Linked DNA regions of Homo sapiens: region 1 is linked to region 2. Evidence: chromatin loops called from intact Hi-C (ENCODE). Cell type or tissue: B cell. All regions are shown on one strand. Each heading gives the region's core, and the rest is flanking DNA. Links, peaks and the distances in the headings are about the cores only.

Evidence for each region. A loop is a pair of places that touch in the nucleus more often than their neighbours do. Peaks named below come from ENCODE experiments on the same cell type or tissue, not always from the same donor. Only the 100,000 strongest peaks of a DNase experiment are listed, where the experiment ranks them.
Region 1: a loop joins it to region 2, with 3 times the contacts of the local background. A loop is called at or near these places in 3 of 110 quality-filtered maps.

Annotation. Positions count from the first base shown.
Region 1 is chr22:22,445,617-22,453,951 of GRCh38, reverse strand. It overlaps IGL, the pseudogene ASH2LP4 and the pseudogene IGLV7-35. Among named protein-coding and RNA genes, the nearest start is that of ZNF280B, 59 kb to the left of the region's middle. In B cell, for the core only: CTCF peaks have their summits at 3,321 and 3,526; DNase peaks (open chromatin) are centred at 2,363, 3,261 and 3,851; H3K4me3 peaks cover 333 bases; H3K27ac peaks cover 2,700 bases.
Region 2 is chr22:22,505,569-22,513,903 of GRCh38, reverse strand. It overlaps ZNF280B (zinc finger protein 280B), which reads left to right and starts at 5,162. Exons shown (of 4, transcript NM_080764.4): 1 at 5,162-5,245; 2 at 6,034-6,094. ZNF280A (zinc finger protein 280A) reads left to right here. Exons shown (of 2, transcript NM_080740.5): 2 at 1-168. It also overlaps IGL. In B cell, for the core only: CTCF peaks have their summits at 4,802 and 5,004; a DNase peak (open chromatin) is centred at 5,093; H3K4me3 peaks cover 1,383 bases; H3K27ac peaks cover 874 bases.

The DNA of each region.
Region 1 (8,335 bases), core at 40-8,039, 60 kb after region 2:
CCAATATTTTAACATGAGACCTAGAAGGCTATCAGAGGGAATTGTGTTATCTCCTTTGCCCTTTGTAGTTCTTGTTTTACTAGGGTATTTCATATCCTGGAAGTTAATGGGGGCTCATATCTCTCATATTAGAGATTTCTTGCACTCCCGTCTTGGAGGTTAATGGGGGCTCAATCTCTCGTATTAAAGATTTCTTGCACCCTTTTCCCTGGAGGCTCAATCCCCGCTACTGGAGGTTTCTCGCTCTCCTTTCCCTGCTGAGTGTGCGTGGGGCTCAACCTCTCCTACTAGAGATTTCTTGCACCATTTCCCTGGGGCTCAACCTCTCTTACTAGAGATTTCTTGCACCCTTTACTTTACTCCACACTCACTTTGCACTTAATTGTGCATCTCATTCACACATTTTCAACCTGCAGAATGTCCTGACCACTAAGGAAGTACTTCACTGCCCTAGTGGTTTTTCTTACCTTTGTCTGTGCACAGTTACCTGGTCGCCACGGTAACTGTAGGCCTTTTCTTCCTGTGTTGCTGAGAGTCTGGGTTTATTTATCATGCTGGGTGGGTCCTGATTCCTTACCCCTGAGGCCACTGCAATGAAGCAGTGGGATGCATCTCCTCCTAAGAGGTGATCAGAGGCCCTTCCTCAGAGGAGAATGGGAATCCCAGATGACCCCCTATTTTGTTAGAAACAAGAGCTCAGAGTCGCAAGGAAAATGAGCACTCAGACAAAATATTTCTCAGCAAGGCAAACTTATTTCTACAGAAGAGTGCCGCTTGCACTTCTGACCACTGCAAGAGCACACCAAACAAAGGAGGGAAGGGGTTTTCATCCCTAACGTGGTTAGTCCCTGCTTCTGTGTCCTGTCCCCATTGGCTGGAGTTGGACCACACAATCTAAACTGACCTGATTGGCTACTGTTTAAAATTGAGTATGGCTAATTAGGTGGGAAGGGAGAGGCAGTCCATTATGGTACAAGGTATGTTTGGGCATGTCAGGGCGTGGCAAATGTGGGAAGGGTAGTTTTGTGGGAGGGGCAGTTTACAGAATGGGTAGCAAGGAGTAAAAGAGGACTCTTTCTAAATAAGGAGGAGATGTGAGTTACAGATTGGGACTGGTGGGAGAAGTTGTTTACAGAGCAGGTAGCTTAGGAGAAGGGACAAGGAAGTTCATCTCGAGAACAAAGAACAATGAAGTCAGAAATTAAACCTTTGAAGAGGTACTTACTGTGTCTGACAGATTCACTGGAAATACAGAGAATTCTGGAAATACAGAGAAATACAGATTCTCCTGGAAAGGAGAAGAAGAAGGTGCTGGCTGAGGTGAAAAAACAGAATCAATCAACTTCGGGCTTCTTCAGTTCTAAGCATATCTGAGAGGTTCAAGAAAGAGATAAAAGTATGAGTGTCAACTTCAAGGACAGATGCAGAAAAAATGCCAATGAGTTTCCTGTTATAAAGCCCTTGATAATTAACTCAAGAGATTAGAGGGGAGAAGTGGGTGGTAGCAAAGGGAAAGAGAACAAAGAAGGGAATTCAGGAATCAGAGATGTGGAAGGGGAGAGGGTAAGGATGGGCCACATTATAGGAAAGGCTGAAGGAGGAGCCAGTAAGAGTGTTGGACAGGAGCCAGAGGGAAGGTCAGGTTTGTTGTTTGTTTGCTTTTGTTTTTGCTCTCAAAGAAAGGGGAGCCTTTCCTAGCTTTGCAGCTGTCCTCCCTGGTCATCTCCCTCCATGGAGTGTGGGGTTCTTCTATCATGCAAGCTGGTAAATTCCCTATGTCAGAGATTTCTCCTAGGTTCTTGCCTGCCAAGGATTCTCCTTATTTGATACTAGTCTTATGGATATGTTGTCGTTTTTCTTATTATTATTAGAGACAAGGTCTCACTCTGTTACCCAGGCTCAAGTGCAGTGGCATGATCATAGCTCACTGCAGGTTTGAACTCCTGGGCTGAAGCTCTCCTCCTGCCTCAGCCTCCTTAGTACTTAGGGCTACAAGCATACAGCACTATGCCTGGCTAATTCATTTTTTATTATTTAAAAAAAACTATAGAGAAAATATCTTGCTATGTTGCTCTTGGCTGGTTTCAAACTCCTGGCTTCGAGTAATCTTTTTGCCTCAGCTTCCCAAAGTGCTAAGATTACACATATGAGCCTCCACTGCTGGCTGGACTTGTTATTATTCAAATATATATGTGGATTTTGTGTGGCAGGCACATGTGAGAAATGCAGAGATTGTGTCCTCACTCCAGACCCACTGAATAAGAATCTGCATTTTATAAAATCCCCAGATAATTTGTATGCACAATAGAGTTTGGGAAGTACTGTTCTAACACATGCATGGAGACATTGACGTAGTTTTCAATATAAGTTGTTCCTCGTACCTGAATCTATTATGCTCCAGCAAACATGAGCAGGAAATTCTTGTTTCTCTATTTTCTGCATTGTGAAGTCAGGCATAATGTACTCAAGGCTTTCCATAGAAAATTGCAGGCATTTTGTTTGACTTCACTAAATCCACAGAGAAGACCAGGAGCATTTTAATAATAGCCCAATGTCACATCTTTGTCTGACAAGCAATTTGAATTACCCCAAATTATAATTTTTCATTGGTATTCAAATAAAAATAAAATTAGCAACTACTCAAATATTTTACCCTTTCAAATAAATGGAAAACTACTTACATTAACATTAAATGACAGAGCAAAAAGCTGTATAAAACCAGAGGAATGAGCACAAGGTTTGATAACCATTGTGAAAATATTGACAACAAAAATGAGAGAATGCATCCAAATGAAGAAATGTACTTCTATTGATTATCTGGGATAAGGTAGCTTTGCAGAGAACTTGGTGATTTTTAATACTTTCTGATTCCACATAATAGGCATGTATTGCTTTGAAAGTAACTCAATAAAACAAACTTTAGAAATATACAAAAGTAGAGTTTCTTCTCTTTACTCTTAGCTCAGAAACCCCATACTTTGAAGATGCTTCTTTCTGGAGGAAATGCATTTAGCCTCAGCCTTTAGATCTGATCCAGCTGTTAGTGCTCCTTTTAGAATACAAAGCAATAAACTTCTGATTTTTTTTTTGATCCAGTTCTTCCCAGATCATTCTCACATTTCCTTCACTTCAGGGCTTAAGCAGGGATAGGAATCAATTCAGATCCTTTCCTTCCCCTTTCTATGGCTGGTCCACATGTAGGCTGCCTTGAGAGCTGGTGTGCGTGATCATATGATCTTCATATCACAAGGGCCTAGAGAGGTTTATGTCTCGGTTCCTCTTCTGAGTCTGTCACTGTGCCAAGCACGACTATGGTGCAGTAAGCAGTAGTACTCAGCTTCACCTCTCGGGCTGCACACCCAAGAGTGTCTGGGCAGCTTTGCTCCCAAGGACTGAGCCTGAGAACTGGGCAGGGGTCCAGGAGTGTTTGTTGCTTGCATGATAAATCAGTGTCCTGGGGGCTTGGCCAAGCTTCTGCTGGAACCAGTAAGGATAATGACCCCCATTGACTGCTCCAGTGCTGGAGCCATAGGTGAGAGTGACTGTCCCTCCTGGGGACACAGTCAGTGAGGGTTCCTGAGTCATCACAGCCTGAGAATTTGACCCTGAAACAAAAAACAGACACATGTTGGGAATTAGAAAGGGAGACACAGGAATCCCTCCAAAGGCTGGTATTTGAAATCTCTATTAACCTGGGCAGCAAGTGAGGAGGTACATGGGGAGAAGGAGAAGGAGAGGAGTCCAGGCCATGATGCTGATATTAGAAGGGACTCCTGGCTCCAGAGTCGGGGCTGGATTCTGATGGCTCTTTATGTCCTACTGAGCTCCCTATGTGGAGAGGGTGTGTTGTGTGGTACTTTATGCAAATCTTTACTACTTTTAGAACCACTCAGGTTCTTAGCCCTGAGGGCATCTACACTGTGAAGGGCCAGACCAGGGTGACTGTGTGCTGTGGATTTGCTGAGTGGGAGGAAGCAACTGCTCTAGCATTTTACATGAACCAGTGAGCAACTGTGCAGGGTTTATTAAGTTTGAACCTCTTGAGCTTCTTAAGATGCAGAAGACTCAGACTGCCCTGTGATGGCTTTCCTGGACTGAGAATGCCTGGCCTTTCACTTATTTAACAAAATAACAATTGATTTATCTTTTTGACATTACCATGGTATTTCCGAGGCCAATTCACACCCATTACTTGTCTATTCTTTGCTCATTCCTATTTGCACTACTTTTTCTTGCCATTGCTGAAATCCTGTCCCTGTGACTATAATTCAATTTTTGTATTACATGGTGTTAATTTTTATCTGAATGGTTTGAATGACTGAAGAAATTGTTTTAATGACCTACTGACTTTTTGAAACTGTTTATATTGAGCCTCATATTGGATAAACAGCTGTCTTAAGTGAGAATTTTAATAATAATTTACTTCAGAGAATTTTTAAAAAGAAAATAACCAAAGATTGAAGGTTTAAGTTTTATTGTTAATTCAATGGAAACTGAAGTGAGCCTTGAGGATGATCCACAAGGTCTACATAATAACCCCACTCTCACCCAGACCACCCCTTAAAAGCCCTCTGGACACCAAGCTTGGGTGAGCTTTCCTGGTTGGCTCACCCAGGAAATAGGTGTTTCATACACAGAATCACACATTGCTGTGAGCAAAATGAAGCACTGTCTATTTCTCCACTGGGAGAGGACAACTGGGTGCTTGTGCTTGGAATTCTCCTGAACTCTGCCCATGTGCCTCTTCCCTTGAATTATCTTAATCTGTATTATTTTGCTGTAAAAATTTGTATCAATAAATGTCACAGGTTTCAGGGAGTTATGTGAGTTTTTCTAGGGAATCATAAGAAGTGAAGGGCTGTTGGGGAGCCCTTAGGTTACAATTAGCGTCAGAATTGAGAGTACTCTTGGGAATCCTCAGACCTCACAGGTTCCAATCTCACATTATTCTTTTTTTTTTAACTTCAAAGAAAGCTTTAATTTGGGAAGAGTTTCTCATTTTGTTAAAGCTGCAAACAGACTTCTTATACAATTACACTTCTAGAAGTCTAGTAGTTTCAGAGATCTCAGTGTTCAAAGGTATATTTCCAAATCAGTAATAGAACCAAACCCACAGCAAAAGGAAATCACTTTTAGATTGGTTTGGAATGTACAACCATTGATTTTAGGTGTTCTCAGAAACAGCTTCACCACTTCTTTGGAAAACAGGTGGCATGGAGTCAGTGTCCACAGAAGAAAATGTCTTTAAATATGTTAGTTACCTGGACAAGATTATTCACTCCTTAGAAAATACAGTAAGATTACAAGTCCCAGCTGGCAAGGTATGTAGTACAGCATCAGTTTTACAGAGGGATTATGAGATCTTGGGATGAGCGGTTGTTGGCTTATGGCAAAGAATATAAGAGCAGTCACTGGAAGTGGAAGAAGAATGATGATGAGCAGGGCATCTCTCACAGTCCTACTCAGCCTTTTAACTTGGTAAATGGATAGGCTATGTTCTGTAGCATCTTTGGGAGAACATTTAAGACAGTTCAAAAACAATAACAACAACAAAAGCCACCCAATATTATTCCCCAGAAAGTCCATATCTGAAAAGAAAGAAGGACCTGTTCAGGGTTCCCATGGAGGACTGTGCCCCCATCCTCTTTTGTCTCCAGAAAATACAAGACATCAGCCAGAGTGTGCTCTACCACAGCATCCCAGCCCATGTCACTCACAGGGCAGTAAGTGAGATTCTTTGGAGGATACTTGGAGCACAGTCCAAAGTTAATGGAAACTATGAAGCTCTTGTCCAGTGAGATGGCTAAAAGTAACCCCCTAAAAATATCTTTTGAAGCCACATCTTGATTGACACCATGTTTATAAAATATTATTTTACTATATGGAATCTGTTTTAGACTCTTCCCTGCTTTAGCCACAAAGTCTTTTTCCACAAAATAAAAATAATTGTTGAACTTTATCAAAGCCTTATCTTGGTAACTTGGCTGTCTCTTGGGTTTTCAGGAAGATTAATATAAAATCGTAGGATGTCTCCCTGCCCATAGCTAAAACAGTAGTGTTCGCCAGTGGACTGGTGGAAATTGATTCCCTTTTGCTCTGCCAATAATAACTAAATTTATCATAACCTAAGGGAGCTTCATAGTTACCTTAGGGCTGAGATCAACCCAGTCTGGCAGTGGTGTCTGGTGGCATCTCATTCATGGTGATTTCAAAGTACCAGGACCCTTTCCGTATCCCATGAGAGGTCTGCACCATAAAGTAGACCTTCTTTCCAACCACAGTCAGCCAGCCAGTCACTGGAGATCTCTAACTGGGGAGCTTAATCATGTTGATCTAACAAAACCTGTTCATAGAAGCAGTCACTGTAGAGGTCTCCAGGAATAGGTTTTCCTGCCCAGCAGTTAATTTCAAGCTTCTGAGGACCAACCGTGTGAGGATCAGGCTAAGTTAGACTATACCAGTAGCCGTCTTCATTAAATGTGTGATCCAAGGGGTGTGAGGAGGACAGCCCTGAGCGGAAAACAAAAAGTCACTCTGGGCCTTCTTGGTGGTCCCTGTGGTCTCCCCATCCTTCTGTTTGCACTGAGCTCCTCTTCCTTTTTTCTGCTGTTCCTGCTGCAGTTTCCTGACTCAGATTCCCACTGTAGACACAGCACTGCTTTGTTTTTGGTTGTCGTAAACAGGGTCAATGTTACCAAGTCCTGATCCAAAAGTCCAAATCTGCGGTAGTCTTCTTTCCGGTCTTTATACCCTGGATCCAGGTGTTCCTTTACCAAGAGCACATCTCTTTTTTTACTCATTGTTTTAACAATGTTATTCAGCCAAGTCATTTTCCCAGGTGTCTGAATGGTCATCATGCACTCCCAGTATTTATCAATAAATAGTATAATATCTTTATCTTTGGAGAACCTTGTCTTTGGATATTCATTCAGTGTTCAGGACTGCCATGCCAGTTTGACCAAAGCACTAAGGGAAACTTCCTTCATGTTTGCTTGCTGCTGGATAAAATATGCCACTCTGATGGCATACTTTGCAATAAAAATTGTAGTTGATCATGACAGGTAGACAGGATGAGATTCTGTGCTAAATGTATCAACTGTGAACCATTTTGCACAAGAGCAGATGCCCCACTCCAGCTGGAGAGGCTGTTACTGCTGCCATCAGTTTCATCTCCCCCTTTTTGGCAGCTGCTGCATTTGCGGCTGCTCCTGGGCTGGGTCAGACACCCACCACTTACATCATGGTCACTCCCAGACTTTCTCACATTACTTTGAGTCACCAGTAATGAGGCGCTTCCAACTCTATTGGCCTCTTAGGAAGCTGCAGGCTGGCATAAAAGGAAGGGTGTCCTAATACTCAGGCACACTCTCCCAATCCTGTATGTTTTGATTGTTCTTGGTAGAGAAACTACACTGAATATAAATCTTCCTCTTTTGTACAGTGGTAAATTATTCAAATGCAAAATTCATTATTTTAACCATTTTCAAGTGTATACTTCAGTGTCATTAAGTAAATTAACACTGTTGTACAACCACAGTACCACCATTTATCTCCAGAAATTTTTCATCTTCCCAAACCAAAACTTAACACCTGGAAAACTTCATTCTACTTCTTGTCTGTATGGATTTGACTACTCTAGATACCTCATATAAGGGCAAGCAAACAATATTTGTCCTTTTGAAGCCAGCTTATTTCTGCTGGCGTGATGTCTTTAAGGTTCATCAATGCCATCGCATGAGTCAGAACTTTTTTTTTTTAATTTATTATTATTATACTTTAAGTTTTAAGGTACATGTGCACAATGTTCAGGTTAGTTACATATGTATACATGTGCCATGCTGGTGCGCTGCACCCACTAACTCGTCATCTAGCATTAGGTATATCTCCCAATGCTATCCCTATCCCCTACCCCCACCCCACAACAGTCCCCAGAGTGTGATGTTCCCCTTCCTGTGTCCATGTGTTCTCATTGTTCAGTTCCCACCTATGAGTGAGAATATGCGGCATTTGGTTTTTTGTTCTTGCAATAGTTTACTGAGACTGTAAACTAGTTCAACCATTGTGGAAGTCAGTGTGGCAATTCCTCAGGGATCTAGAACTAGAAATACCATTTGACCCAGCCATCCCATTACTGGGTATATACCCAAAGGACTATAAATCATGCTGCTATAAAGACACATGCACACGTATGTTTATTGCGGCATTATTCAGAATAGCAGAACTTTCTTTTTAAGGTTGAATACTATTCCCTTGTGTGTGTATACTGTATCCCGTTTATCCATTAGATGACACTTGAGCTGCCTCCACCTTTTAGCTATTGTGAACGACGCTGCTA
Region 2 (8,335 bases), core at 50-8,049:
CTGTCAGGTTGTTTTTTACAGTGACATCTCATCAGCTCCCTATTGTCAAGAAGTAGCTCCAAAGTCTTTGAGCCCTTTCCCAGTCAAATGCTCCCAACAGGGCATCCCTTATTCTGACCTCAGAGGTTTTTCTTGTTCATGAACTTTAAATAAATGGAATCACACAAAGATTCTTGTCTTTGGCTTTTTAAAATAAGTGAGATGGCTGGGTGTGATGGCTCATGCCTGTAATCCCAGCACTTTGGGAGACTGAGGTGGGTGGATCACTTGGGGTCAGAAGTTTGAGACCAGGCTGGCCAACATAGTGAAACCCCTTCTCTGCATAAAATAGAAAAATTAGCCAAGCGTGGTGGTGGGCGCCTGTAGTCCCAGCTACTCGGGAGGCTGAGGCAGGAGAATCGCTTGAACCTGGGAGGGGGGAGTTTGCACTGAGCTGAGATCGCGCCACTGCCCTCCAGCCTGGGTGACAGAGCATGACTGTCTCAAAATAAAGTAAAATGAAATAAAATAAGTGAGATGCATTTTTGCTGTGTGTAGCAGTAGCACATTCTTTTTCATTGCTGGGTAGAATTTTGTTGAGTGACTGTGGCAGTTTTGTATAAATTTATTTCACTGTTGATGGACTTTGAGGCTGATTCTTTGGCAATTTTGAATAAAGCTGCTATGAGCTTGTGCGTGTCTTTTGGTAAGCATGTAATCATTTCTCGTGGGTATATATAGCTATGAGAAGTGCTGGAACTGCATATATTTAGCTGTCTAGTGTAGATACTGCCAAATACATTTCCAGAGTGATTGAAACGATTTACATTCCCACCACCGATACTGCGAATTCCATTGCTACTGATCCAGCACTTGGTACTGTCAGTCCTTTTAGTAAGTGCCCTTCTCTTGAAATTGTAGTGGTACCTTATTGTGGCTTTAATTTGCACTTCCCTGATGATTAATGGACCTTGAGATTATATAGTTATCGGCCACGTGAGTATTTCTTTTTATTAAATGTCTATTCAAGTTTTGCCCCCTCCTACCTTTTTAAAAACTGGGCTGTCGACTGGGAAGGGTGCTGGGGCACTGGAAATGTCCCATATTTGGATCTAAATCGTGGTTTTATGGTTTATCTTTCATGAGTCTTATTTAAGAAATTGTCTACAAACGACATAAAGATATTCCTTCTATGTTCTAGAAGCTTTACTGTTTTGATGAGACATCTCAAACTGATTTTTTGTTAATGGTGTGATAAGGCATGAAGACTAATTTTTTCATATACATACCCAAAATCAATCAGCACCACTTACTAAAAAGACCACTCCTTCCCTACTGTATTGCCGTGGAAACTGTGAATCAGGTATGATTGTATATATGTGTTTCTGGAATCTATTTCATTTCATTTGTCCTGTTCTCTATCCTTGTGCTAATGCTGCAGTATCTTAATTATTGTAGCTTTGCATAATCCTCCGTGTGGTAGTTTCATTTCTCCAACTTTGGTGTTCAAAATTGCCTTGGCTATTCCAAATGCTTTGCGAATTGAAGTGGCTTTCATGGGTGTGCTTTTCTTGGTCTCAAACTCAGGTAGAATAGTTTACTTTAATTGTGATGTTAGCTGTGGGGCTCTTTGTAGTTACCCACTGAGTACACGGGAATCAACTTACAAATCAGTAACAGAAAGATCACTGAAAAAAAACCCAAAGTTCCTAAATTAGGCAATACATTTCTAAACAGGGCTGGGACTAGGGTGAGGCAAGCAGGGAACCTAAGGTGACAATATGCCATACCTGAAGCTGGGCGTGGGTCTCTCCTTAATGTGCCTCAGCCTCCTTGCTTATCTCACCCCAGTCCTGGTCCTCATTCTGAATAACCCATAGCTCCTCTAAGAAATTGCAGTGAAAAAAGGAAAATGTTGAACTGAAAGATATTGAAAACAGCCACAAAATTTATGGGATGGAACTAAAGCATTTCATGGGAATTTATATTTCTAAATGCATATATTTGGGAAGAAGAAAGGTTGACTAATGATCTAAGTCAGTGCTGTCCGTAGATCTTTCTGCAATGATGAAAATGCTCTACTTCTGCTCTGTCCAATATGCTACAGGTGACTATTGATCTGTTGAAATGTGGCAAGTATGACTGAGGTACTAAATTTTTTATTTTATTTTTGATTAATTTAAAACTAAAAAGCTATTTTTGATTAATTTAAAACTAAAGGAAGAAGAGACAAATCTTCCTTAAAGAAGAATTGCAAAGTAACTTGTGTAGATAATTTTCCTTCAATGAGACCTCACGGCCTTCCTGCATGTAGGCAAGATTTAGAATAAGGTATGAAAGGGGGGGGAAGTAATTTACAGCGGAGAAGCCAGTAGGAAGTCTTATTGATAGCATGGATCGCTGATGAGAAATTATGAGAAAGACACATCATGTCTGTGATAGTCTTCTAAAAACCATAACCCCAGTGTAACCATGAGAAAAACATCAAACCTAAATTGAGAGACACTCTGAAAAATACCTGACCTTTACTTCTTAAAATTGTCAAGGTCATGAAAAGCAAGAAAAGTTTAAGAAACTGTCACAGACCACAGAAGGCTAAGAACACAAAATGACCAAGTACAATTCAGTATCCTGGGTGGGAATCTGGAACAAAAAGGATGATGGGAAAAACTAGTGACATTTGAATAAAGCCTGGAGCTTAGTTGATACTAATTTACTGATGGACATTGGAATTATTATGAAGCCAAAAGAAGATCATTTCTCATAGATTTATTTTTCATGTTATTATTTTTTGAGACGGAGTCTCGCTCTGTTGCCCAAGGCTGGAGTACAGTGGTGCAATCTCAGCTCACTGCAACCTCTGCCTCCCAGGTTCAAACAGTTCTCATGCCTCAGCCTCCCGAGTAGCTAGGACTACAGGCGCGTGCCACCACACCCAGCTAATTTTTGTATTTTTTGTACAAAAATGGGGTTTCACCATGTTGGCCAGGCTGGTCTTGAACTCCTGACCTCAAGTGATCTGCCTGCCTTGGTCTCCAAAAATGCTGGGATTACAGGTGTGAGCCACCGTGCCAGGCCTCTTACGTACATTTTAGATATTGCAAATATCTTCTTTACATATCAGCCTCATATATACATTTTAGATAATGCAAATATCTTTACATATCAGCCTCATATATACATTTTAGATACTGCAAATATCTTCTTTACATCTATGATCTCTTCATTTTGACTATGGTACACTTCACTGAACAGAAATCTTCAAATGCAAGGGTGAGTAATATTTAGGCCATGTGATTTGATTATAATACAATTAAAAAATCTTTTAAAAATCTCATAGATTTCAAAAATAAATAACATATACTATATAACCCTTGTGTTAGAAAGAATCACTATGTAAAAAATAGAGGTTCCTCTTCAAAGACTTTCCTCCCTGTCTAATTACGAATAAATAGTAACTTCTCTTAGAAGTAAAATTTATTCAAAGACCTGTGCTAACATTCTTAGATATCTGCTAGCCGTAATAAAGAAATTAATATACTTTGTGTTCTTAGCTCCCACAATTTAGCCTAAATATTTGCCCTTGCATGCTTATACTGGTCCAAGCAAGCATTAGGTCATAGCCTGTTCCTCTTCCTATTTGGAGGTGTTTTTACCTTTCTCAGCATTCTACAAGTTACATCCTCCTTCCTTTGTTCTCCTCTGCCTTTGCCTCTTTTAGAAAGTTCTAAGTTGTTAGCCAATCGGGACAAACACAGAATGTGAGGTCCTGTTCCAGCCAATGGAAACCGGACACAGCAGTAGGGTGGATGCGTCAGGTTATAAATAACCCTGTATCCTTTGTTTGGGGTACTCTCGTGGCAAAACTGCTGGCGAGTGTACCCTTTCTGCAGAAAGTGAAAATGGCCTTGCTGAGAAAATTAAATTTATGTTCAAGTGCTATTTCTTTGCGGCACCAGGGAACAAGCATTTCTAACAACTAGCAAAATTAGGACATATCTAATTGAAGGATAATGAACATATTACCAAGCGGACTGGTGAGACACAGTTAAACTGGTACTTAAAGGTAAATTTATAGCATTAAATACAAGAGAAACAAAAAAGTTTACAAGCAAACGAGGTAGGCATTTTTCTCCAAAAGTTGTAATGAGAAGTAACAGAACAAGCCTATGAAGTCACGAAGGAAGAAAATAACAGAATGGAAGAAATAGATAAAATAGATAAGAAAATAACATTATAGATTAATTAAACCAAAAGCGATTTACCCGCCCCCCAAAAAGATTGCTAAAATAGACTTTTGGCAGAATTGGTCAATTCAAAAAAAAAATCAAAGCTGCAAGTAAACTGAGTGGGCAAACTTTCTGTAAAGGGCCAGACAGTAAATATTTTAAGCTTTTCATACATGGTCTCTGGCAATTAATCAACTTTGCTGTTGAAGCAGGAAAACAGGCATAAATAATACCGAAAGGAATGGGCATGTTTGTTGTTCCAATAAAACTTTATTTATGGACACTGAATTTTGAATTTCATATAATTTTCACATGCCACAAAATATTCTCTTTTTAGCCATTAAAAAAACGTGAAATCGGTTCTTAGCTTGCTGCCAGCTGTACAAAAACAGGTGGCAGGCTGGATTCAACTGGCCCCAGATGTAACTAGAAGAGGACAGATGTTAGGTTCAGTTGTTTCCTCACAATCCCTTAAGCATGGATAGTCAACAAAGGGACCACACCTGAGAATTATAACAGCTGGCCTTCTGGTGGGCAAACCATCCCCTGATGGACTGGAAGCCTACCCCCCACCCCAAGCCCTGGCTGCGACAGCTCTGGAACCCTGACTGCCTGGGTGCCCCTCAGCTCTGGAACCCTGACTGCCTGGATGCTCCTCAGCTCTGGAACCCTGACTGCTTGGATACCCCCTCAGCTCTGGAACCCTGACTGCCTGGAACCGTGATCCGGAACCCAAGATCCTTTCAAGGCCTCAGGGGTATTGCTGCTGCCCTCCTCCTTCTCAATTTAACCCCGCGTCCAGCCGTCGCCACCAGGGGCGTCAGAGCGCGCGCATGCTCCTAGCTCGGAGCCGCGCCGATCTCGCGCCGGCACCTGGCAGCCAATCGCAGGTCTCCACTGGACGCGCGCGTGTGGAGGCGTGCGCGTCGGCGGCGCCGGGGGCCTGAGGAGGCGTAGTCGCCGCCGGCTGTGCCCCGGGAGCGCCTCCGGGGCTGGTGCGTGGCCGGCAGCTCGCGAACAGCAGCTGATCCGGACTGGTAAGGACGGGGGCGTGGCGCGGCTTCAGCGTTCCCTGAGGGGAGACTTGAGGGATTTCATGGCGAGCCGCAGCCCTGCGGGTCGCGACACCGCGCTTGGCCGTGCGCTGCCGGAGCGGCCTTTGCAATACAGCCGCTTTCTGTGGGGGAGTGCAGGGCAGAAGCAGGTCCCACGATCCCCTCACGCACACCCCCTTCCCTAATCTCAGCGGGCGCCACTTTTACATCAGCCTCCACTCCCTCACGCAGACGCCCCCACCCCCGGGCTGGGCCCGGGCCTCCTGGAGAAGGGGCCTTTCCTGGCTCCCAGTGCGCTCCCCTCCCCCATCGCCCCCGCGGGGTCTCTTTTGGCGCTCAATGTATTTAAAAATCTGAAAACTGCTTTGTAACCCCAGGCCCTCCCCAGTTCTGGAGACCTGTAGGCCCAGACCCCTTAAGGCATTTGAATGTATGGGTCTCTCTCCCCTACCGCAGCGTCTTGTCTCATTTACTGCGTCGCTGTCGGGACTCTTAATGCAGCCCCTGGGACCCTAATGGAGTCCCTCCCGTGAGAGCCAGGACCTCGGGTGATTTGCAGGCTTTTGATTTGGGCAGTTGGCGGGTGGGACGTTTTCCTTTGCTAAGGTAGGGTAGATTGGAGGAACAGATCTGGGGGAAAGGAGTTCAGTTCACTTATCTGGTTAAGTGTGAGATGATTGATAAACACCTAAATGGCAATGTCAGGCAGTGGGATCGAAAATATTCTTGTGACATGTAAGTAACTAATGCTTCTCTCTGGTTACCTCAAGGATGTGACCTTCTGCCTGGAATAGCTCAAGTTCTTAAAAGTTGCGTTGTAATAAACCTGAGGTAAGAAAAGAGAAGTCTCCCTGATGAGGACCAAAGTTGTATTTTCGTCCTTCAGTTTCGCTCCCCTGCCCTTTCCTTTGCTGAAACATAGCTGTTTGGTATTCAATATTTTACTGAGGGAATCTGAATGATGTGTTTGATTAGTTCAGGCCAATTGTTGATGTAGGTCATTCGGGAACCCTCTAAATTGCTTTGTTGAGAAAGGAGAGGGTGGTAGTGGCATTCTTTTACCACATCTCTTGAAAAAAAAAAAAAGAGCATCAGGGATGTTAAGTTATATAAAGCTGACTCCTTTTATCCTACCCTCTTTCTCAGCGACTGTATTTCATGAGGTAACTGCATGCAGCAGGACAGGGGAGGTCATCTGAAGTCATTGCATGCCAGTAGGTGAGATTATAGTGAATTGTGTGCCCAGCAATTTGTGATTACAGCTCAGTGAGACCCATTGTATTAGTTATCTATTGCCGTGTAACAAATTGTCTCAAAACTTAGTAGTTTAAAAAAAAATTTATTACCTCATAGTTTTTGAAGGTCTGGAATCCAAGAGTGGCTTAGCTGGCTGTTTCTGGCTCAAGGTCACTCATGAGGTTTCAGTGAAACCCTTGGCTGGATTGTCAGTCTCTGCGGAATTGACTTGGTTTGGATCATCTGCCTCTAAGCTCACTCACTGGGCTGTTGGCAAGAGGCCTCAGTTCCTTGCTCTGTGGGCCTCTCCATGGGGCTGTTCATGTCACAGCAGCTGGCTTACTTCAGAGCAAATGATTCAAGAGACCTTGTACCCAAGATGAAGGGCAGAGTCTTTATGACCTAATTTCTGAAGTGGCATACCATCACTTCCTGCTGTATGTGCTTGATCCCACAGGCCAACCCTGTTAGTGGGAGAGGGCTACAACTATGTGAATTCCAGGAAGTGGGATTCATTTAGGGCCATCTTGGAGGATGGCCACCGCAACCATTTATCCACCATTTAACCCTTTTCCATAGGATCTCAAAGCATTGTCCTGTTACTCTGGGTGAATAATTTGACTTCTTGCTAAGGCCAGAACCTCTACATGTGCACTTGTTTATTTAAGGATATTATTCTAGCAAGACTTCTCTTTGTCTAGGGTTAAGTTTTCTATCTCTCCAGATCATTAATATAGCAAACATACTGATTGTACCATCACCTCACCTTAAAGATCTCGTTTTTGATGCCACATCTCCCATCTGCTTGTTTTAATTTGTATTTGCTTGTCCTTACAGGAAAATTTCTCCAGAGTTGTCCGTATTTGCTATCTCCTGTTCTCGTTCTTCCTTAAACCCACTGCTGTCAAGGTCACCAATGAATTCCACTTTGCTTAATCCATTGGTCAGTTTTAGTTGATTTTCGTGATTTTATTTGATCTATTGGCAGCATATATTACAGTTCCTTTTCTCCTCCCCATTGGATTCTGGGATGCTTCTCTTTCTCAATTCTCCTCCCACCTGAATGGCTGTGAATAATTGTTTTTTTTTTAATTTCCTTTACCAGCTCCTTCTCATCTCCATGACCTCTAATCAATGGAATGCTCCAGAGCTTAGATCTCAGACCTCTTTTCCCTGAGTGATCTCATCCAGTCTTGTGTTTTAAATAATGCTACATACTGAAGACTTCAAAATTTAAGTACCTACCTCGGAACTTTCCTTGGGCTCTGATCTCATAGATTTACCTGCTCAGCATTACCTCTTGTGTGTCCTCCTCCTCTCCTTCACATCCCAAACCCAATCCATCAATGAACCTTGTGGGCCTTCTAGATTTTTATCTAGAGTCCGACTTCTTAGTATCTCTATTTCTCCATCCTGTCTGATACTACCATCATCTTTTGTTCATAATATTTCAGTAGCTTCTTGTCTTCTGCTTCCACTATTACTCTCTAAAGTCTATTCTCCACACAGTAGCCACAGCAATCCTAATGAAATGAGTGAGATCATATTACTTCTCACTCAGAGCCTTCCAGTAATCTCTCATCACACTCAGGGTAAAATCTGAAGAATTTGTTTTTATTTTTTGTCTATTTATGTACTTATTTTTTGAGATGGAGTTTCGCTCTGTCACCCAGGCTGGAGTGCAATGGCGCAGTCTCGGCTCACTGCAACCTCTGCTTCCTGGGTTCAAGTGATTCTCCTCCTCAGCCTCCCAAGTAGCTGGGATTACAGGTGCCCGCCACCACACCCAGCTAATTTTTGTATTATTATTATTTTATTTTTATTTTTATTTATTTT